2 separate regions of the Homo sapiens genome follow, and region 2 is linked to region 1. A link is a loop called in an ENCODE intact Hi-C map of the cell type or tissue named here. Cell type or tissue: heart right ventricle. All regions are shown on one strand. Links, peaks and the distances in the headings refer to the core of each region. The heading gives the core; the rest is flanking DNA. Region 1 overlaps LAG3 (lymphocyte activating 3). Region 2 holds the start of GPR162 (G protein-coupled receptor 162).

What was found. Peaks named below come from ENCODE experiments on the same cell type or tissue, not always from the same donor. Only the 100,000 strongest peaks of a DNase experiment are listed, where the experiment ranks them.
Region 2: it touches region 1 in a loop (2.6-fold over the local background); 38 of 110 quality-filtered maps call a loop at or near these places.

The regions. Positions count from the first base shown.
Region 1 is chr12:6,777,138-6,791,713 of GRCh38, forward strand. It overlaps LAG3 (lymphocyte activating 3), which reads left to right. Exons shown (of 8, transcript NM_002286.6): 6 at 127-369; 7 at 654-784; 8 at 1,107-1,318. The coding sequence ends at 1,253. CD4 (CD4 molecule) reads left to right here and starts at 12,391. Exons shown (of 10, transcript NM_000616.5): 1 at 12,391-12,525. It also overlaps the pseudogene RN7SL380P. RefSeq lists enhancers at 1,177-1,827, 1,576-1,625, 1,828-2,479, 11,875-12,432, 12,248-12,297 and a silencer at 9,646-9,940. In heart right ventricle, for the core only: a CTCF peak has its summit at 1,965 (motif pointing left); DNase peaks (open chromatin) are centred at 1,225 and 1,934; H3K4me3 peaks cover 1,627 bases; H3K27ac peaks cover 2,492 bases.
Region 2 is chr12:6,821,005-6,828,469 of GRCh38, forward strand. It overlaps GPR162 (G protein-coupled receptor 162), which reads left to right and starts at 817. Exons shown (of 5, transcript NM_019858.2): 1 at 817-896; 2 at 2,464-3,761; 3 at 4,480-4,669; 4 at 5,192-5,349; 5 at 5,649-6,417. The coding sequence starts at 2,895. The coding sequence ends at 6,200. P3H3 (prolyl 3-hydroxylase 3) reads left to right here and starts at 7,403. Exons shown (of 15, transcript NM_014262.5): 1 at 7,403-7,465. The coding sequence starts at 7,437. RefSeq lists enhancers at 1-800, 6,060-6,628. In heart right ventricle, for the core only: CTCF peaks have their summits at 4,774 (motif pointing left) and 4,985; a DNase peak (open chromatin) is centred at 4,767; H3K4me3 peaks cover 424 bases.

The sequences.
Region 1 (14,576 bases), core at 508-3,007:
TCCTTCCCCAACCTCCCCTGGCCAGAACCCAAGTGAGTGCAGGGTGATTGAGACTTGGGGTTCAACCTGTGATATCACGTAAGGGGGGCAGAATCCCAAAAGATCTCTTCCTTCTACTCTTTTCAGTGACTCCCAAATCCTTTGGGTCACCTGGATCCCTGGGGAAGCTGCTTTGTGAGGTGACTCCAGTATCTGGACAAGAACGCTTTGTGTGGAGCTCTCTGGACACCCCATCCCAGAGGAGTTTCTCAGGACCTTGGCTGGAGGCACAGGAGGCCCAGCTCCTTTCCCAGCCTTGGCAATGCCAGCTGTACCAGGGGGAGAGGCTTCTTGGAGCAGCAGTGTACTTCACAGAGCTGTCTAGCCCAGGTCCGAGGCCCCAGAATGCCAGGACCCAAACGCCACAGCAATAATCTTTATCCTCCTTCCAGAACAGCCCCTGCCACCCCCATCCCAGCGCTTTTCTTTCCAGTCAGGGACCTGATCTCTGGCTTTTGCCTAGGGTTGACCCGTTTCCGCCACTGATCAGCTGAATGACCCTGGGACAAGTCCCTTAAACTCTCTGGATCTCATTGCATCTGTAAAGTCTGAGAGAATGACAAAGTGTCCTTTCTAGTCCTGACCCTATGCCTCATCCTGTACTTTCTCCATAGGTGCCCAACGCTCTGGGAGAGCCCCAGGTGCCCTCCCAGCAGGCCACCTCCTGCTGTTTCTCATCCTTGGTGTCCTTTCTCTGCTCCTTTTGGTGACTGGAGCCTTTGGCTTTCACCTTTGGAGAAGACAGGTGAGCCAGGGACATGGCAACCCCGCCCCCCAGCAGCTCCCGCTCTTCCATCCTCAGAGTGCTGATGGCACCCCTTCCTCAGGAAGGTGACCAAATGGGACCCTGAACTTGCCCTCAGAGCCCCCCTTCTTCATAAGCCTCTCACTCCAGGGATGGCTTGTGCCTGGGTAGGCTGGAAGGGGGGTTGGGAGAAAGCCAGGACCAGATGGGGAGGGCAGGGGCGCTGAGAAAAAATAGAGGGACTCAGTGTCCCTCCTCATCCGCTTCCCTTCATCCTTCTCCTCCTTCCGCCCTCCGTCTCTCTCTCCATCTCTTCTCACAGTGGCGACCAAGACGATTTTCTGCCTTAGAGCAAGGGATTCACCCTCCGCAGGCTCAGAGCAAGATAGAGGAGCTGGAGCAAGAACCGGAGCCGGAGCCGGAGCCGGAACCGGAGCCCGAGCCCGAGCCCGAGCCGGAGCAGCTCTGACCTGGAGCTGAGGCAGCCAGCAGATCTCAGCAGCCCAGTCCAAATAAACTCCCTGTCAGCAGCAAGCCTGAGTCTGGCTCTTTCTTGTCCAAGTGAAGGTTCCCGTCTCTCCCCAGCCTCTGAGGGCTCCCTTCTCCCACCCTAGCCTCCTAACCTACTTTCCCCAGCCAGCCTCCCTCACCTTCCCCTTTTCTGTTTCTGGCTGCTTCGTGTTTCTTTCTTGGTCTCTCTCTCTCTTGCGCTCACTCTCTCTTTCTCTCTCCTGGGTAATCATTTCTCTGAAGCTCCCCCGAAAAAGCCCTTGCCCCTTGCCTCCGCAGCTCTCTCCTCCGTCCTTCCACCCACCTTCCACCCACAGTGCGCTGGCTGCCCTGGTTTCCTTGATATTTTTGTCCTTTGGGTCCACCCCACCCCACACTCAGCTGCACTTCAGCACTTGTCCTTGGCCCTCCGGCTGCAGCAGATGCGCACATATGCTCGCGCGCACGTGCACACACACATGCACACACACGCGCGCGCGCACACGCACACACACACACACACACACACACGCGCGGCGCGCAGAGGACTGCCTTGTCAAGTCTTCCAGGAGATCCGGTCTGGAAACCTCTCTGGGCAGCCGGCTGGGGCTCCTACCTCTGCCCCACCCCCCACGTTCCTCAGCCCTTGGAGGCTTTTCTGGTCCCAGGCATGAGAACACACTGCCACCCAGTGGTCACTGCTTGTCACACCCCAACGGAGGTCACTGGGCCGGCTGCGGCAGGCCTGAGGAGTTGAGCAGTGCAGTGGACAAGGCAGGGCACAGACTGCTGTGAATGCAGGCACCGCCTTTGTATTATGCACGTTCTATGTGCAGCATATGAGTATGTGCCCGGTGACTGTCACATGTCCTATGCACCCTTCAGGAGAGGGACTGAACAATGCATGTCTCAGGAGATACAGCCCTGGCTGGCCCTCTCAAGGGTGTAATCTATGTCTGACAAAGGGGAAGGCTGTGAACAAAGGCCTGTGCGTAGAGCAAAACAGCCAGCTGCAGCTGTGGGAGTCGGGAGCCCCGGCTTCTCATTCCAGCTTTGCTGATGTAACTGTAGTCAATCTCCCTGAGCCTCAGTTTCCTCACCTATTAAATGGGATAATGATAATAACCCACCAAAATGGGTTGTTGTGAATATTGGATAATAAAGGGCTTTGGAAACTGTGAAGTGCTCTGTGTGTGTGGAGTACTTGTCTGATTATCCATTAGTGAAGGAGAAAGCAGGCCTGCTCTGGTCATGCTAAGAATGATATTGAAGAACCCAAGTCGGCCTGCGCCCTGCTCTGTCTGTCTGTCTTGGAGCATTCACCTGGGCCATGTCAATGGTCCTCTCAGCAGAGCAAACACGGCCTCAGCACATGGCATCCTCCAGTCTGGCATGGGACAGAGACCTCTGCCTGCAAATAGGTGTGGGGCCCTGGACTTTGGCCACAGATGACTCTGTCAGGGGACTTTAACCCCATACAGGAGAACAAAATATTGAAAGCGAGTGGGTGAGTGGGAGTGAAACTGCTGGAGCAGGAGGGGCATGGTGGCATGTGTGAGTGGCATCCCACTGGGTCTGTGTGCCGTGTGCAAAAAGACACAAAAAGACAGACCTGAGGACATGTCCCTGCAGAGACACAATAGTCACTCATTAGAGACAGACGATGAAGAAGGTGACACCTTTGTTCTGTGCAGAGCCTTAGGTAGAGGGGGGACCCTCTGAAGCCTGAACAATGAACCATTTACAGCAATCTGAGGTTCTGAGCCTCAGGATGGTGATGACTCTTGCCTTGTCACTGGCAGAGAAACACTGGCACAGGAAGGAGGAAGCTCTGGCCCTGCCAGAGATGATCACACTGCAAAAGGAAGTCTTGAAGTCCTTTTAGAAGCTTCCAGGCCAGGTGTCATGGCTTATGCCTGTAATCTCAGCACTTTGGGAGGCGGAGGCAGAAGGATTGCTTGAGCCCAGGAGTTCGAGACCAGCCTGGGCAGTATAGTGAGACCTCATCTCTAAAAAAAAAAAAAAAAAGTTAGTTGGGCATGCTGGTACGCCCCTGTGGTCCCAGCTATTTGGGAGGTTGAGGTGGGAGGATCACCTAAGCCTGGGAGGTTGAGGCTGCAGTGAGCCATAATCGTGCCACTATACTCCAGCCTGGGTGACAGAGTGAGATCCTGTCTCAAAAACAAAAAACAAGAAGCCTCCAAAGCATCGTTCCTACCCTTCGCTGCTGCTCAGAGACTCCTCAGCTCCAGCCCAGGACCCTGCTCCCCACAGCCTTAGTGGAAGCCCTGATATTTTAATAGGGCAGGGGTTTCCTGGAAAGTTCTGTGGGTGGCATTTTTCCTTTTTACTAGCTAACATCCTATGCCCTTTGGGCTTATGAGAGTAGTCATCGAAGATTCACTGAGGCCTATGCGGGGACTTCCCCATGCTCTTTCATAAAGGGGACAGGGAGGGGACAGAGGCAGAACGAAGGGCCTCCTTTTTCCTTTACCCCTTAGAGAAGAGCAAAGGGCAGAAGGAAGAAAGGGCATATGGGCTGCATTCCGTGAGTGCTTCTCTGTGGGGTCTCTCCTCAGGGTGACATTCTGCTCCCACTCCTCTTCCCACAGCCCCCCACTCTCCGTCTGGCAGGATAATCTCCAGCCCTTTTCCTGTCCTCCAAAGGCCCCTAGGGAGCTTGGTTAATTCATTTGGCTTCTCCAGGTTGATCTGTAAACCAGTGTTCCAGGCTGCGGTCCTGGAGGGGAAGGAGCATCAGGAGGCCACGAGCTCAGGGAGCTTCAGTGGGTGGGTGGGTGGGAATCATCTCAGCTCCTTGTTAAGAAGGAAGGGGGGTGCGTGAGTTACCTATTGGCGTATAACAAACAAATTACCCTAAAACTTAGTAATTTAAAATAATAAGCTGGGTGTGGTGGCTCACACTGGTAATCCCAACACTTTGGGAGACTGAGGCAGGAGGATTGCTTGAGGCCGGGAGTGTGAGACCAGCCTGGGTGACTTAGTGAGATCACACTTCTACTTTTTTTTTTTTTTTGAGACAGAGTCTCACTCTGTCACCCAGGCTGGAGTGCAGTGGCTTGATCTCGGCTCACTGCAACCTCCATCTCCCGGGCTCAAGCGATTCTCCTGCCTCAGCCTCCCAAGTAGCTGGGACTACAGGTGCATACCACCACACCCTGCTAATTTTTGAATTTTTGTATTTTAATTAATAATTAATAAATTATTTTTGAGACAGAGTTTTGCTTTTGTCGCCCAGGCTGGAGTGCAGTTTGGTGCCATCTCGGCTCACTGCAAGCTCCGCCTCTCGGGTTCAAGCAATTCTCCTGCCTCAGCCTCTGGAGTAGCTGGGACTACAGGCGCCAGCCACCACGCCCGGCTAACTTTCTGTGTTTTTAGTAGAGACGGGGTTTCACTGTGTTAGCTAGGATGGGTCTGGATCTCCTGACCTCGTGATCCGCCTGCCTCGGCCTCCCAAAGTGCTGGGATTACAGGCGTGAACCACCACACCCAGCCTACCATTTTTTTTTCTTTTTGAATTTAAAAATGAGCTGGGCACGGTGGCATGCACCTGTGGTCCTAGTTATTCAGGAGGCTGAGGGAGAAGAATCACTGGAGGCTAGGATTTCCAGGCTGTAGTGAGCCATGATTGTGCTATTTCACTCCAGCTTGGGTGACAGGGTGAGATCCTGTGTCTAAAAAGAATAATAACAATAATAATAAACATTATCTCACACAACGAGGAATCCAGGAGCAGTCTTGCTGAGTAGTTCTGGCACAGGGTTGCTCATGAGGTTGCTGCTGAGGTGAGGGTCAGGTCTGGAGCCATCTGAAGGCTGGGATGGGGCTGGAGATTCTGCCTCCAAGACAGCTCACTCGGGAGGCTGTCGGCCAGAGGCCTTAACTCCTCCCTGTGTGGGTGTCTTTATGGGGCCTCTCACAACACGACACAGCAACTGGCTTCCCCCAGAGGGACAGCGTGGAAAAGACAAAAGCTACCACATCTTTATTTCAAGATTAGATTTGATCTTGAAAGCAACGTGCCATAATTTCTGCCCTATTCTATTGATCACAGAGACCAACCTGGTGCAAGCAGGAGGGGGCAATGCAAGGGTGTGAACTGAGGGAGACAGGAGTCACTGGGGGCCATCTTGCAGCCTGGCTGTCAGAGTGGGGAGCAGTGCCTGAAACAGAGATAGGCCAAGAGACGGGAAGGGACGTCTCTGAGCATCTCCATCCCCAGCCCTCTTCTCTTGTCCACTCTCCAGAAGTTCTGGAAGCCAAGTGAGGTCCAGGGCCTTGGCAAGTCGAGTGTGTGAGGTAGGAGGCCATACTGTGCACATTCAGCCTTGGAGTCGGGTTTGCCAGCGGTTCCCCTACCCCTGACGTGGTCTTCTCAGCTCCATAGTGCAGAGGAGGAGCCTCTGCAGGCCCAGAAATTTCCCTGCCCACCTCCCCTACCAGGTAGAGATGTTAGGGTTCAGGCCTGAGCCCCTGCTGCTATCCCTCCTTCAAAGGAGGAGATCAAGGAGCTTAGGGTCCCCCGCACAGGCCCACCCCAGGGTGGGGTTCTTCCTTTGAAGGGAATTGCTTTGGGGTGGGGTCGGTTCTATCTGCTCCACTCTGTGGCTGACAGTTTCTCCAAGGGGCTGCAGGTGTCAGCTGTCTGAGCCCGGGCTGAGCTCTGAAACGTGCCTACTCAAACTTCCCGTGGGGTAGGGGAGGCCCAGAACCACCCTCTGAGAGTGGCAAAAAGTGGTCCTGGAGCCAGGGGAAATGTGGATGGGGTAGAGATGGCATCGATGCTCCTAGACTTTGCTTCCCAGAGAACAGCCCCAAAGACCCCTCCCCTGCTCCCCATCCTCAAACCCTGCCCCCAGCCCCCTTTGCAGAGGGCGTCAGTGCTGCCAAAGATACTTCTGGTAAGGAGGCCACCGCAGAGTTGCACCTGGGGCTTTCAACTTTCCTGCAACCCTGGCTGCCCTAGGCCTCTCAGATCATCCAGTCTCCAGCACTCTGTCTGTAGCCTCTGACACCGGCTTCTCTCTCTTCCCCATCACTCCTTCCCCTGGCTTGGCCTCCTCCCGTTCTACAGCCTAGAGAGGCAGGATACATGCAGCAAAAATAGCCTCTGGAACTCCCCCTGTTCCATGCTTTCAGACATGTGATGGGGGCAGACAGCTTGACTTCCATTTCTTCTTCTGTAAAGTAAGGATAGTAACAGCAACACCTACCAAAAAGGTCTGGCATGTACAAATGAATGTGAAAGTGCTTGGAAAATGGAAAACCACTCTAGAGATGTGAGGACCATGGCACTGCTGAGCCTCAGAAGCTCCAGGTGAGGCAGTGGGCCTCATACCTCCCTCCACTGCTAAGGGAGAAGACTTCTCTTAGCTGTCATCCTGGCCTTTCTTCTTCTTTTTTTATTTTTTATTTTTTTTTTAGAGGTGGGTTCTCGTTATGTTGCCCAGGCTGGTGCGCAGTGGCTATTTACAGGCCCGATCCCACTGCTGATTAGCATGGGTAGCATGGAAATTGTGACCCATTGTGTGTCCGGCCTGGGCTGGCTCACCCCTCCTCAGGCAATCTGGTGGTTCCCCACTCCCGGGAGGTCACCACGCTGAAGCTGAACTCAGTGCAGACACCTGATCTGCATAGTGCACTACAGCCCAGAACTCCTGGGCTCAAGGCATCCTCTTGCTTCAGCCTCCTGAGTAGCTGAGACTACAGGCACTCGGCACCACGCCCCGCCTGGACCTTCTTTTTTTGGTTTGTTTGTTTTTGTTTTTGTTTTTGTATTTTTAGTAGAGATGGGGTTTCACCGTGTTAGCCGGGATGGTCTGGATCTCCTGACATCACAATCCGCCCGCCTCGGCCTCCCAAAGTGCTGGGATTACAGGCACGAGCCACCATGCCTGGTCCTGGACCTTCTTAATGCAGAGGAGAGGCAGTGCAATGAGGGGGACCACCCAGAAACTGGGGTCCAAGCGGGTGAATTCAAATCCCGGTTCCACCAGCTGTGGTTACTAGCTCTGAGACCTTTGACAACTGAAACTCTTCGGCTAGGCACAGTGTGACTCATGCCTGTAATCCCAGCACTTTGGGAGGCTGAGGTGGGTGGATTGCTTGAACCTAGGAGTTTGAGATCAGCCTGGGAAGCATAGCAAAACCCCATCTCTAGGGGAAAAAAAAATTTAGCTGGGTACAGTGGCACATGCCTGTAGTTCCAGCTACTTGAGAGGCTAAGGCGGGAGGATAGATTGAGCCCTGGAGGTTGAGGCTGCAGTGAGCTGTGACCGTGCCACTGCACTGCAGCCTGGGTGACAGAACGAGACCTTGTCTAAGAAAACAAAAAACTCTTCAAGCCTCAGTTTCCTCATCTGTATGGCCTGGACAATAATACCTATGTCTTATCACTCTCATGAGGATTAAATAAAAGATACAACCACATAAAGCACACAACAATGCCAAATGTTTACTATAAACTCACCCTCTCTCTTCCTTTTTTCTTTTCCTGTTTGGAAACCCCAGAGAGAGAGCCAGGTTCTCAGGACCGTTGACTTCCAGGCCACAGACTCACAGAGCTGCAAGTTCTCACACCGTCCATCGGGTCTGGAATCTGCAAACCGGTGGGCCCAAAGCTAGAGCCAGCCCTTGGAATGCTCTGTTTGCTCTACCCAGTGTCACGACAAGTTGAAAAAATTTGTTACCAATATTAAAATCAGGAGGTATTACATAAATGTCTGGTTTTCACCTTCTCTAGAAATTTTGGCAGAGCAGGCAACTCTAGGCTCACATGCCAGTATAGCCTCTACGGTCAACTCAGACAGCTATGCAGGGAATGGCTGCCCTTAACTAGCTGAGGCAAGTACTCTCTGGTTTCCCCCAGTCCCTACCCTTCCCTTTTGGTCACCACCAGTGTACCTTTCTCATTTGCACTACCTAGGGGGCTCCTGTAAGCATTTACATTTGTAGCCCTGCTCTCCTGCTCTTGTCCATACTTCTCTATTTATCCATTCAAAAATTATTTGGCCTGGTGCAGTGGCTCACGCCTATAATCCCAGCACTTTGGGAGGCAGAGGCAGGAGAATCACTTGAGGTCAGGAGTTCGAGACCAGCCTGGCCAACATGGTGAAACCCTGTCTGTACTAAAAATACAAAAATTAGCCAGGCTTGGTGGCGCACGCCTGTAATCCCAGATACTCGGGAGTCTGAGGCAGGAGATTCGCTTGAACCTGGGAGGCGGAGGTTGCAGTGAGCCGAGATCACACCACTGCACTCGAGCCTCGGCGACAGAGCAAGACTCTGTTTCCAAAAAAAAAAGAAAAGAAAAAAGAAAAAAAAATATTATTCAATAGCCAGGAGTTGCAGGGAGTTAGAATGAGGAGTCAGTATTTAATGGGTACAGAGTTTCATTTGGGGAAGATGAAAAATTTCTAGATGGTTACACAACCATGTGAGTGTACTCAGTCCCACAGAGCAGTACATTAAAAAATGCCTAAAATGGCCGGGTGTGGTGACTCACACCTGTAATCCCAACACTTTGGGAGGCCAAGGTGAGCAGATCACTTGAGGTCAGGAATTCGAGACCAGCCTGGCCAACATGGTGAAACCCCGTCTTTACTAAAAATACAAAAATTAGCCAGGCGTGGTGGCGGGCACCTGTAGTCCCAGCTACTCGGGAGGCTGAGGCTGGAGAATCGCTTGAACCCAGGAGGTGGAGGTTGCAGTGAACCTAGATTGTGCCACTGCACTCCAGCCTGGGGGACAGAGTAAGACTCCGTCTTGGAAAAAAAAAAAAAAAAAGCTTAAAATGGAAAATCTTATGTTGCGTGTATTTTACCGCAATAAATTTAATATCAATAAAATTTAATATATTAGGAAAATATTAAACAAGCATTAAGGGTCTTCCAGGGCCAAGGCATCTGTGAGGGTGCTGGGAACATAGTGCTAACTAAGACAGACACGGTCACCGCTCTGGCCTGTGAGCTAGACACTAAGCAGCAAATAACTTCATTGCAACTGGAAAATTGCTACGAAGGGAGAAGCACAGGGGACTGGGAGATCTTATCACAAGGAAAACTGATTTCAACTGAGGAACCTGAGTATCCTCTGAGACTCTGGGGAGGAAGTCCTGTGCAGGAGAATGGTAGAGCAACAAAATATAAACAGCCCCAATCTTGGCCCTGGAGGACGGCGTGCTGCTCCCTCTCTTCTGCACCACCCACCTCCACACTTCCTACATGTGAAAAATAACTTCAATCTTGTTGAAGCCTCTATTATTTTGGGTTTTCTTTTGCTTGTAGCAGAACCCAGTGCTTACCGATAGACAATTCTCCCAGTTGAAAGAAGGTTCTTTTGTGATAAGATCTCCCAGCACCTTGTGCTTTTTCCTTTGTAGCGCTTGTCGAATTGTAATGAAGTTGTTCGTTGTTTAGTGTCTATGTCATAAGCTGGAGTGGTGACCATATCTGTCTTCTTCAACATCACATCCCCAGCTACCTAGCAGAGTGCCTTGGGCTGGTACACGCTTAACTACGTACATGAATGAATGGAGCAGGGCTCAAAACATCAATGCCTACCAGAGCCTGCCAGGTAATGTAAATGAGAAAAGCAGACTGGCTGTGAACAATAGGGAGGGTGTTTGCTTTCTAGTCTGAAGGAAGAAGGCCTGAGGAGGATACATTTTCCCCACTTTGAGGAGCAACTCTGAGGTTGCACCTAATACTTTCACTTCTATCTATTAACCAAAATTGAGTCACTTGGACACATCCAGCTGTGAGGGAGGCTGGGAAGTATATTTTAAATCTGGGTAGCTAAGAGCTCAGCTAAAAATTGAGGGTTCTATTACCAAGAAGGAGAAAATAGACTTTGGGGACAGCTAAAGCGATAGCTGAGATCTGAAGAATGAATAAAAATTACCTAGATCAGTGGTTCTCAGAGTGAAGTGTGGCCTGCAGACCCTTGGGAGTCCCTGAGACCCTTTCAGGGGATCTTCAAGGTCAAGCTATTTTCATAAAAAAATACAGGATGTTATTTTCCTTTGTCACTATGTTGACATTGCAATAATGTTGCAAAAACAATCTGGATAAAACTGCTGCCTTAGCATAAATGAAGGCAGTGGTGCCAAACCATATGATAGTCATTGCATTCTTCACTGCCAGGTACTTACAGTAAAAAAAGAAAAAAAATTAATGCCACTTTTACTTAAGAATGCCCTTAATGAGGCCGGGCGCAGTGGCTCGTGCCTGTAATCCCAGCACTTTGGGAGGCCGAAGCGGGCAGATCAGGATCACCTGAGGTCAGGAGTTCAAGACCAGCCTGGCCAACGAGTGAAACCCTGTCTCTACAAAAATACAAAAATTAGCCAGGCATGTTGGCGGGTGCCTGTAATCCCAGCTACTCGGGAGGCTGAGGCAGGAGAATGGCTTGAATCCAGGAGGCGGAGGTTGTAGTAAGCCGAAATCATGCTGCTGCACTTCAGCCTGGATGACAAAGCAAGACTCTGTCTCAAAAAAAAAAAAAAAAAAAAGAGAGATCAAGACCATCCTGGGCAACATGGTGAAACCCCATCTCTACTAAAGATACAAAAATTAGCTGGGCATTGTGGCGCATGCCTGTAGCCCCAGCTACTTGGGAGGCTGAGGCAGGAGAATTGCTTGAACCCGGGAGGCAGAGGTTGCAGTGAGCCAAGATCACGCCACTGCACTCTAGCCTGGGCAACAGAGTGAGACTCCCTCTCAAAAAAAAAAAAAAAAAAAAATATATATATATATATATATAGAATGCCTTTAATGAAGCAGTAAATACTAATTTTATTAAATCTCAACCCTTGAGTACGGTGTGTCATGAAATGAGAAGTAGCACACAGTACTATATGCTACAGATGAAGTACAATGCTGTCAAATAGGGGTACTTGTGTTAATTGTTGGAGTCGCAAGCTGAACTAGAGTTTTCTTTTCTTTTCTTTTCTTTTCTTCTTTTCAAGACAGGTTCTCACTCTGTCACTCAGGCTAGAGTGCAGTGGTGCAATCACGGTTCACTGCAGCCTCAACTTCCTGGGCTCAAGCGATCCCCCCACCTCGGCCTCCTAAAATGCTGGGATTATAGGCATGAGCCACCACTCCCAGCCCCACTTTTTTCAGACTGGAAAACGCACACTCACATGTGCATCTTTAAATGATCACTTGGGCTGTGGTATGGAGAATGGCGACCAGTGAGGAGGCAGGAGCTGTTGTCCGAGCAAGGGATGATATTGGCATCTTGGATTGGCATGGTGGCAGTAGTGGTAGTGCAGAGTGACTTGGGTAGATTTTGGAGCCATTTAGAAGGTAACATCCACAGGAACTGGTAAATAAATACGTGGGAGAAGTTGGGTGAAGGGGGTGTCAAAGATTACACCCAATTTATTTTGCTTGGGCAAGTTGGTGGATGGTGAGCCCCTCACTGAGTGAGAAGCCTGGAGAAGCAGGTTTGGAGGGTGGTAGTATGCAGGTGGTATGCATAGTTGGGGATGTGTGTTGAGTTTGCTATGTCCGGTGAGCTTCCCAGTGGAGATGTCCAATGGGCAGACGGATACTCACATAGAGAGTTCATGGTAGATTCGGGCTAGAGGAAAGCACCTGAGGCCTGGCCAGAGACGCCTAGAGGAACAGAGCCTGGTTAACAGTCACTCCTGGTGTCTCAGATATTCTCTGCTCAGCCCACGCCCTCTCTTCCACACTGGGCCACCTATAAAGCCTCCACAGATACCCCTGGGGCACCCACTGGACACATGCCCTCAGGGCCCCAGAGCAAGGAGCTGTTTGTGGGCTTACCACTGCTGTTCCCATATGCCCCCAACTGCCTCCCACTTCTTTCCCCACAGCCTGGTCAGACATGGCGCTACCACTAATGGAATCTTTCTTGCCATCTTTTTCTTGCCGCTTAACAGTGGCAGTGACAGTTTGACTCCTGATTTAAGCCTGATTCTGCTTAACTTTTTCCCTTGACTTTGGCATTTTCACTTTGACATGTTCCCTGAGAGCCTGGGGGGTGGGGAACCCAGCTCCAGCTGGTGACGTTTGGGGCCGGCCCAGGCCTAGGGTGTGGAGGAGCCTTGCCATCGGGCTTCCTGTCTCTCTTCATTTAAGCACGACTCTGCAGAAGGAACAAAGCACCCTCCCCACTGGGCTCCTGGTTGCAGAGCTCCAAGTCCTCACACAGATACGCCTGTTTGAGAAGCAGCGGGCAAGAAAGACGCAAGCCCAGAGGTAAGGTGGTCAGACTCGGCTTCCTTCCCCGGAGCTGAGAGGGAGGGGAACGTGGGGCAGATGCACAGGAATGTGCTCTGCCCAGTTGTCTGCCCACAGCTCTGGCCACCTTCTCTTGCATTTCTCTTGGAACTGGTCATGAGCAGCGATTTCCCACTGGAACTGTGAGCTTCCAGAGGTCAGAGACTGTGCTAGACTCCTCTCTGCAGCCCCAGCGTGCACAGCTCAGTGTCCAGAGCAATGGGTGCTCCTTAGAGGAGTAGTGACCTAAATAGCAAGATCAGAGAGGGAGTGAAGACTGGAGACTATCCCAGGCTGGGAAAGGCGTGGAAGGCAACTAGTCGTGGGCAGTTGAGGGGAGAAGACTGGAAGAGGGGAAAAGAGGAGAAAAAGAGTGAAGAAGGGGAGGGAAAAAATTAGAAAGAATAAATAAATATAAGGTGGGAGGAAACCTATAAAAAAGAAATGATGAGGAAAAACATAAAAACAAGAAAAAGAGCAAAAGAAGTGGAATCTAGTCTAGAGAAAATTCTTGCAAAACCAATTTTCCTTAACGGGACAATCTCCAAAAATTGACACCAAATATCATACTTGCAGCATTTCATAAGTCGCATGATCTATGTAATAGTCTCTTTTAACTACCTTTTGTGTTTCTGTGTGTATTTTTAAATTTTTGTCTGCTTCTTTGCTCTTTTAAGATTTTTGAACAATGTCTAAAGGCACTTCTACTCTAGTTAGCTTTAAAATGATTCATGAAATAGGAAAGCTAAAATTCTCAGAAAGTGTTGAAACTGAGCTTTTGCGTATGAATTGCCCTAAAAGTTGCAGATACATATCTTTAGATAAATATGTCATTTAAGAAACGGATTCGAAAAGAATTGGTGGTAGGGGTCTCATGAGGCCGGGAGAGTTACAGAAGGATGTGCAGCCCCTCCTGGGCCTGGCAGGGTGTGAGGGAGAGTGAGGACTCACTGTCCCTCCTGAAGGGAAGCCCTGTGCCATCTCAGCCTTTCCGCCCTCAGACCTTTCCAGCCCCTGAGACCTCATGGCCTTGAAGCCGTGCTATCCCCAGTGTCCTCTGCTTTCCCCTCATAGGCTTCTTCTGGGAGAGAGGTTTCCTGGGGTACGTTCTGATCCCTCAAAACGGAAAGGCCCTGTTCTCAATAATTCAAAGATTTCACTCTGAGTGGGATAGTGCTTCCTGAATGCCCTGCTCTTGTGGTGGACATTTTTATCGGGGCAAGGCTAAGAGCAGGGCCTGATGGGGGAAGTCACTGCTACTTCACATTTTGACCAATAATTCCTTGTGCTGTATCAGATGCTGTAGGCTGATACAAAATGGCCGCCGCCCTCAAAGTCAGATGAAAGAGCCCCTGAGGACAGCGTTAGAGACACTCGGGAGATGATTTCCCTCTTTCAATGTGGGAGCACTTACATAGGAGAGGTCTATATCTAGATAAAAACTCCTCCCACCACTGGTGCTAGACAGAGCTTGGGGGCAGCCCTAGGCTCTGACCCTGGCCGTAATGGCGGGGTGGTGCTGAGGGCAATTGGCTAGACCAATTGTCTTGCACGTTTTATTTTTTATTATTATTTTTGAGACGGAGTCTCGCTCTCTTGCCCAGGCTGGAGTGCAATGACGTGATCTCCACTCACTGCAGCCTCCACCTCCTGGGTTCAAGCGATTCTCCTGCCTCAGCCTCTTGAGTAGCTGGGATTACAGGAGCCCAACACCACGCCCGGCTACTTTTTGTATTTTTAGTAGAGACCAGGTTTCACTATGTTGGACAGGCTGGCCTCAAACTCCTGGCCTCAAATGATCCGCCCGCCTTGGCCTCCCAAAGTGCTGGCATTACAGACGTGAGCCACCATACTGGGCCAGTCTTGCACATTTTAGACACTCAATAAATGTTTGTTGAATGAAATACCTGTGATGGGCCGGGCGTGGTGGCCCACACCAGTAATCCCAGCCCTTTGAGAGGCCGAGGCAGGAGGATGGCTTGAACCTGGGAGTTTGAGACCAGCCTGGGCAACATGGTGAAACCCCCATC
Region 2 (7,465 bases), core at 3,248-5,747, 47 kb after region 1:
CCACCTCCACAACCCACAGGGCTCTGTGTGGGCCTGTGTGTGTGTGAGGCTGAGACTCTGTAATTACATGTGTGTGATATACCGTGGGGGAGAGACTCAGGGTTGTGTGAGCTCTCCTGGTGTATGTGTGTGGCAGAGAAAAAGGACTATGAGAAACTGTAACATGTGTGTGCAAATTGTATCCCCAACATATGTGTTTGTGTTCCAGGAGGAGGAGGCAGAGTGTGTGTGTCTGTGTGCATGCATGCGCCCACATCCTTTTAGCTTGTGCACAACCACCCCCAACTCCACAAGCAGCCCCAGTGTGCACCACAAGCCCCCTCACTCCCAAACCCAAGGCCCAGCCCTCACACAGATACACACAGTGACACACGCTTCCTCCTCCCCGAACAGCTAGCTCCTCAGTCCCCAACAACACCAGCTGCCTCTTGGAGCTTGTGTTCGTGTTGAAAACGGGAAGGGGTGGGGGCAGGACATGAACCATTTCACCAATGAAGCCGGTTCCCAGCCATCCTCCTCACCGCCCTCCCTCTCAGCGCCTTCCTTGCCCCTCCTCCCCGAGTCACCACCGTCCAGTTCCCCACCCTGCACTCGTTTCCCGCCCCCCCCCGCCCCCCACAAAGCTGTCCTGCCTTCCCTCTGGCCTGGGCTCACTGGCAGGACGACCCCGGGAGAGAGGGTCCTGGAGAGTGAGAGGGGCAGAGACCGAGTGAGCCGTGGGCTGAGCCTGGGAGGCCGGGACTGAGGGGGAGGAGGGAGGCCCGGGGGAAGGGAGGGAGGGAGAGAGGGAAGGAGGGAGGAGGGCGGGCGAGCTGGAGCCGGCAGGCAGCGGGAGCCCGAGAGAGCCGCGTCGGGAGTGCGGTCTCCATGGCAGTGCTGGGCGCAGCCGGAGAGAGGTAAGACGACCCCTGCCTGCCCCGTCCCCTGTGTTGCCTCCCTTTCCCCCTCAAGCTGCCTCCTCTCCCCTAGGCCGGCCCCTCCTCCCCAGCCACCTGCTGTTTCTGCCCTGGAGAACCTGGAGGGGGACAGGAGGGAGGAGCCGCCTGACCTTACCCCTTCACCCCAAAGGGCGAGGGACCCCGTCGGCCAGGGAACCTCCCAGATCCCCCTTCCCACCTTCCTCTGATCTCTCCCTGTCCTTCACCTCCCTCTCTCTGTCCTTCACATCTTTCCTGCCTCCTTCCCTCTCTGACTCCCTATCTCTTTCATCCTGAGCCCACCAGCTGGGCCTGGGTGGAGGTGGGTGGGAAGGGGTCCAGGGCTGTAGGAGAGGACACTGGGGGCTGCTCTTGGCCAAGTCCCTCCACCTCCCTCTGGCTGGCCATTGCCATGGCAACTAGGGTGTACTGGGCTCCGGAGGGAAGCCAAGGGTGGGGGTGGACCAGGACCTCTTGGGGAAAGCAAGGGTCTGAGCTGCTTCCATGGGAAACAGACCCTTTCACTGCTGTGCCCCATTTTTACCCCACTTACCCTAAAGCCATTATGTGCTTCCTTACAGCCCCACTCTGTTCAGGGTTTCACCCGATTCCCTTACCCCCCTTCCCAGGGCTCACTGAAGCTCAGCATCACGCACTAAAACTGGGACCATCCTTCCTCCCATGAGAGGGAAACTGAGGCTCTGGGCCAGGGAGGAAGAGTCAAGGTCTCCCCACGGGGAGTCAGCACCTTATTGAACATTTGGCTTTTCTTCTCAGCCTCCTATTCCCTGCTCCCTCCCTCCCTCCCTCCTCCAGTCCCTCCTCCCTCCAAAGCCTCCTCTCCAGGGGGTTTGAGCTTTTCCTGCTATTTTCAGATACTACCACTTTGCCCCCTCTTTCTCTTCTGCTCAAACTCTCCTCCTTCTCCCTAGTTCCCCCTCTTTCCATTTCTGGATGCTTCTGATGTCAGCGGTTTCCCCGCCTTCAGGTTCCCTAGCACCCCCTTCGGTCCCAGACTCCTTTCTCCCATTTTCCCAGATATGGGTAGCTGGAGGGTGATCACCCAGGTTTGGGGAAGTAGGGGCTAAGCACCAAGACCCCTGCATCCAGGAGACCGGCAGGTAGGGGAGGAAGGCTGTGATGCCATATCCCAGTTCACTGTGAACCCTCAAGAGGAAACCAGTCTTGTGTCTCCCATCAGTAGTTCTGAAGAGACATTTAGGGACTTGAAGATAGGGGTGGAGTAGTGCTGAGCAGGGGATGTTCTAAGAAGGAACCTGGGAGTTCCAGCGGGAGGAGGAAGGGCTAAAGGAGACAGGGAGGTGGGAATACCTTCTTCCCTAGAGGTCTGGAAGAGTGCGGCTCTCATCTGTGTGGGGTGTTTAGCTGTCAGAGTTAAGGCAAAGGAATGTTCTGAATGACCCTCAGGGCCTTAGTAATCAGTCATGCCTATAGTTTCAAGAAAGGGGGCACAGGAGGCTGATTGGAGACCAGCCCAGGCCCTACCTTTGCCCTCTCCCTCCCACATCTCATCTTTCCCTTGCAGCCTGTCCAGGGGGCTGAGCCCCACCCCCAAATCCCTGGGGCATCCAGAAGATTCCTGACTGGTCAAGAACCAGAGGCAAAAGAGACCTGGAAGTCCCAGCATGGGGACCAGAACCCCCCAGCCAGCCTCATAGTTGGGAAAGTAGCCAGCTTGCCTGCCCCATCAATTGCAGGGATGCTTAAGGAAGGCCCCGCCCAGTATGAAAGCTGAGGATTGCCTCTGCTGACCCTCAGTCTCCTCCCCTGCCCTCTACATCTGCCCTCAGCTGGGTCCATCATGCAATGCTGAGCACTGGGGTGAGCCTGGGGGCAGCCTGCCTGCTGACAGGGCGAGGATTGTGGGGATCATGGGAGTGTTTGTGAGTGGGGCTCCTGGGTGAGACCTAGCCCCCACCCCCACAGAGCTCAAGGGGGTGGGGGGCTGAGGATAGGATGGCTCGGGGCGGGGCGGGGGCAGAGGAGGCCTCCCTGCGCTCCAACGCATTGTCCTGGCTGGCCTGTGGGCTCCTGGCGCTGCTGGCCAATGCCTGGATCATCCTCAGCATCTCGGCCAAGCAGCAGAAGCACAAGCCACTGGAGCTGCTGCTCTGCTTCCTAGCGGGCACACACATACTCATGGCAGCTGTGCCCCTCACCACCTTTGCCGTGGTGCAGCTGCGTCGTCAGGCTTCCTCCGACTATGACTGGAACGAGAGTATCTGCAAGGTCTTCGTGTCCACCTACTACACCCTGGCGCTGGCCACCTGCTTCACGGTCGCCTCCCTCTCCTACCATCGCATGTGGATGGTGCGCTGGCCCGTCAACTACCGCCTCAGCAACGCCAAGAAGCAGGCACTGCATGCCGTCATGGGCATCTGGATGGTCAGCTTCATCCTCTCCACACTGCCCTCCATTGGCTGGCACAACAACGGCGAGCGCTACTATGCCCGCGGCTGCCAGTTCATAGTCTCCAAGATCGGCCTCGGCTTTGGCGTTTGCTTCAGCCTCTTGCTACTTGGGGGAATTGTCATGGGTCTGGTCTGTGTGGCCATCACCTTCTACCAGACACTGTGGGCCCGGCCCCGGAGGGCTCGGCAGGCCCGGAGAGTGGGGGGTGGTGGGGGGACCAAAGCGGGTGGGCCAGGGGCCTTGGGTACCCGGCCAGCTTTTGAGGTACCAGCCATTGTGGTGGAGGATGCCCGAGGGAAGCGGCGGTCCTCGCTGGATGGCTCGGAGTCTGCCAAGACATCCCTGCAGGTCACCAACTTGGTCAGCGCCATCGTCTTTCTCTATGACTCACTCACAGGGGTGCCCATCTTGGTGAGATCGGGGTCCTCCCCACCTGTTCTCCCCAATATCCAGGCCCCAGCATCATCACCTGACCTCCAACTTCATCAGCCATACAGCAGCTCCGTCATCTCTCCTCCAGTTCCATCATCCATCTTCCTCTCCTCTGTCCATCCCCCACTCCATTTGTGGCCCCCATCTTGATCATCTGTCTTTTAGTTCCCACTACCCTGTTTACCCCAGCTCCAGCATCTGCTTCAGTTCCCACTCCTCAGCTCCATCACCGTCCTTCAGTTCCACGACCTGTCCTCCAGCTCCGTCATCCATCCTGCAGCTCCACGGTTCAGCCGCAGACCTCTCATCCAGCCGCTGGGCTCCACTCTCCATTCCCTCCTTCCCTCGGGCTGCCACATGGTCTCTGAGCACTCTTGGCTGGAAATCCCACAGGGCTCACCCCACCACCCCATCTAGTCACTGTTCCTGGGTTCCTGTCTGTCTCTACGGTTCCTGGTCCACCTCTGTTCCTCTCCCTCCTGACCGCAGGGCTTTGTCTCCAGCACTCTCCCCGACCTTCCTCTGAGTCAGTCCCTTCCCTCTGTTCACTCCATCTCCACCTCCGGCTTCGCCTCTGTTGGAGCACAGGGATCAGGCATTACTTCTGACGTCTTGCCCACCAGCTGCACTAGGATATGGGGTTCAGGTGGGCTCCTCAGCTCTGGCCCTGACCCAGCCCGCTCCCACCCTTCCCCAGGTGGTGAGCTTCTTCTCCCTCAAGTCGGACTCGGCGCCCCCCTGGATGGTGCTGGCTGTGCTGTGGTGCTCCATGGCACAGACGCTGCTGCTGCCCTCCTTCATCTGGTCCTGCGAGCGCTACCGCGCCGACGTGCGCACAGTGTGGGAGCAATGCGTGGCCATCATGTCTGAGGAGGATGGAGATGACGGTCAGAGGAGGGGCTGGGCTTTGGCTTTCCTGGACATCTGTCTATTCCCTTTTCTGCCGCTCCTTCTCAGCCAGAGGATGGGCTGCCCTGGAGTGCCCCCTACTGGACAGAATCTGCACCACCCTGGGCTCCCCTTTCCCTAAGCAGGCACCCTGCTGTCCACTCACTGCTTCCCGCAGCACTCAGGGCTCCCTTCACTGGGCCTAGGCTCCCCTCCAGAAACCCACACTGCCCAGCTCTGGCACTATGGGGAACCTGAGCTTCCCGAGAGAGGCCCCCCAGCTATAGGGACGGCTCTTGGGGGAGTGCAGGCAATTGTTTCAATAACTTCATCTATATGTATGAAGCACTCCACTCAGGATTTAGCACTGAACGCAGCAAATGCTAGCCACTCTCACTGTCCTCTTGGAACATACATGCTAATGGGAACTAAAGGGGTCTCTGGGAGCTTATAAAGGCAGTGGTGGGAGGCCGCGGTAGGCATTCCCTACCTGTAACCACTCTGCCCATTTTCTCTCCTAGATGGGGGCTGTGACGACTATGCAGAGGGCCGAGTTTGCAAAGTTCGCTTTGATGCTAACGGAGCCACAGGACCAGGGAGCCGGGACCCCGCCCAGGTGAAGCTGCTGCCTGGAAGGCACATGCTCTTCCCTCCTCTTGAGAGAGTCCACTACTTACAGGTATGGAACTGGGGGATACATCTCCTACCCTTGGTGCCGCTCATCACTTTTCTCCAGTGTCTGTTAGGCACCCCAATCCCCTCTTCCCTAGCCCTGGCTTTCAGGGCACCATAGAGCTGGGTGAAAGAAAGCTATAGCAAGAGAGGCATCCCTTCAGACCTCGTGGGGCCAGGTTTGCCCACCGGAGCAAACGTTTTGAAGGTTAAGAAGGTGGCACCATCTTCCGGAGTCCCCACTTGGTTCCTGCCTCTGCCTCTGTCCCTGCAGCACCTTCAGGTCTTACCCGCTCCTCTTCCCAGGTCCCCCTATCCCGGCGTCTGTCCCATGATGAGACAAACATCTTCTCTACCCCTCGGGAACCAGGCTCCTTCCTGCACAAGTGGTCATCCTCTGATGACATCCGGGTCCTCCCAGCCCAGAGCCGGGCCCTCGGGGGTCCTCCTGAGTACCTGGGACAAAGACACAGGTTGGAGGACGAGGAGGACGAGGAAGAGGCTGAAGGTGGGGGGCTGGCCAGCCTTCGCCAATTCTTGGAGAGTGGGGTTCTGGGGTCAGGTGGGGGACCCCCACGGGGTCCTGGCTTCTTCCGGGAGGAGATCACCACCTTCATCGATGAGACACCTCTGCCTTCTCCGACTGCCTCACCAGGGCACTCTCCTCGTCGGCCCCGGCCACTGGGCCTCTCACCCCGCCGACTCTCCCTTGGGTCCCCTGAGAGCAGAGCCGTTGGACTTCCTTTGGGACTAAGCGCAGGGAGACGCTGCTCCCTGACGGGGGGTGAAGAAAGTGCAAGGGCTTGGGGAGGATCCTGGGGCCCAGGCAACCCCATCTTTCCCCAGCTGACCCTGTGAGCCCAAGCAGGCCTGCTGAACTCAGAGGAGAAAGCCTGAGTGAGTAACACCTCATTCTGGCCGAGAGTAGGGCAGCTGCCTCCAGACTCTGGGGAGACGGGCGCTAGATTTGGGGCTCAGAAGGCCCTGCTCTCTCCCATCCAAGTGACCAGATGCCCTACTCAGCTTCCATCACCCCTAGCAATATGTATTAAAGTCTGAAGTGTTGCCATGGAAACCTCAGTGTCCAGTGTACTGCGGTGGAAAGGGGCTTGGAGGGTGGAGTGGCTCACAGGGGACACGACAGAGCAGGGGCAGCAGACAGAGGCACAGAAGGACACATGGAGAAATGATCACATGCTCCACCAGGCAGCCTCGCACAGGGAAGGCTGGGAGGAGCATATCCTGCTGGGGGCGGGGCTTGAGGACACACATCTTCGTTGGTTGGGGTATGAAGGATCTCTGTTCAGATTTGTTGAGGTGGTTTTAGAGCGTGGCTCCAGCCCCAGTGCCCAACTCTCCTTCTAACCTCAAATCCATGCAGGGGCTCACTTTATGGGCAGGAAAGGTTTTGGGGCTGATGCAGTGTCCCGGGCCTGGACACCTCCTCCTTGCTGCATTTTAAAGCTCTTTCTCCAAAGGAGTGCAGGGGTGGATGAGTGTGTGTGTGGGCGGGGGTGGGAGTGCAGGGGTGGATGAGTGTGTGTGTGGGGGAGTGCAGGGGTGGATGAGTGTGTGGGGGGGGTGGGAGTGCAGGGGTGGATGAGTGTGGGGGGGTGGGAGTGCAGGGGTGGATGAGTGTGGGGGGGTGGGGGGGGGCGAGGGGGGGATCGGCGTCCACACTCCTTTTTCTGGACCCAGAAGCGTGTGTGTGGAGGGAACACAGCCCCAGTAGTTACCCCCAGACCTCAGGGGCTGAAGTCACCGCTGGGGCTGAAGTCATCCTTCATGGATGCCCAGGCCTGCTCCAGTTCCCGCCTTTTGCCCTCCTCCTCCCAGTTTCTCCCTCTTATTCCACACTAGACCAGCTTTGTCCACTCAGCACTCTTCTCTCTCCATCTTTTCACATGGGCCTCTCCCACCATCGGGTCTCAGCCCCATCTTCTCTCTCTCTCTCTCTCTCGGCCTCCCTCATTATTTCTCCCTCTCCCTCCGCCTCTCCATCTCTCCTTCCTCCCCCTCCCTCCCCTTCCCCCCTTTCCTCTCCCTCCCTCTCGGCTCCCGCATTTCCCCTCGGCTGCCGGCGGCTCCGACATCATGCTCCGGCTCCTCCGGCCGCTGCTGCT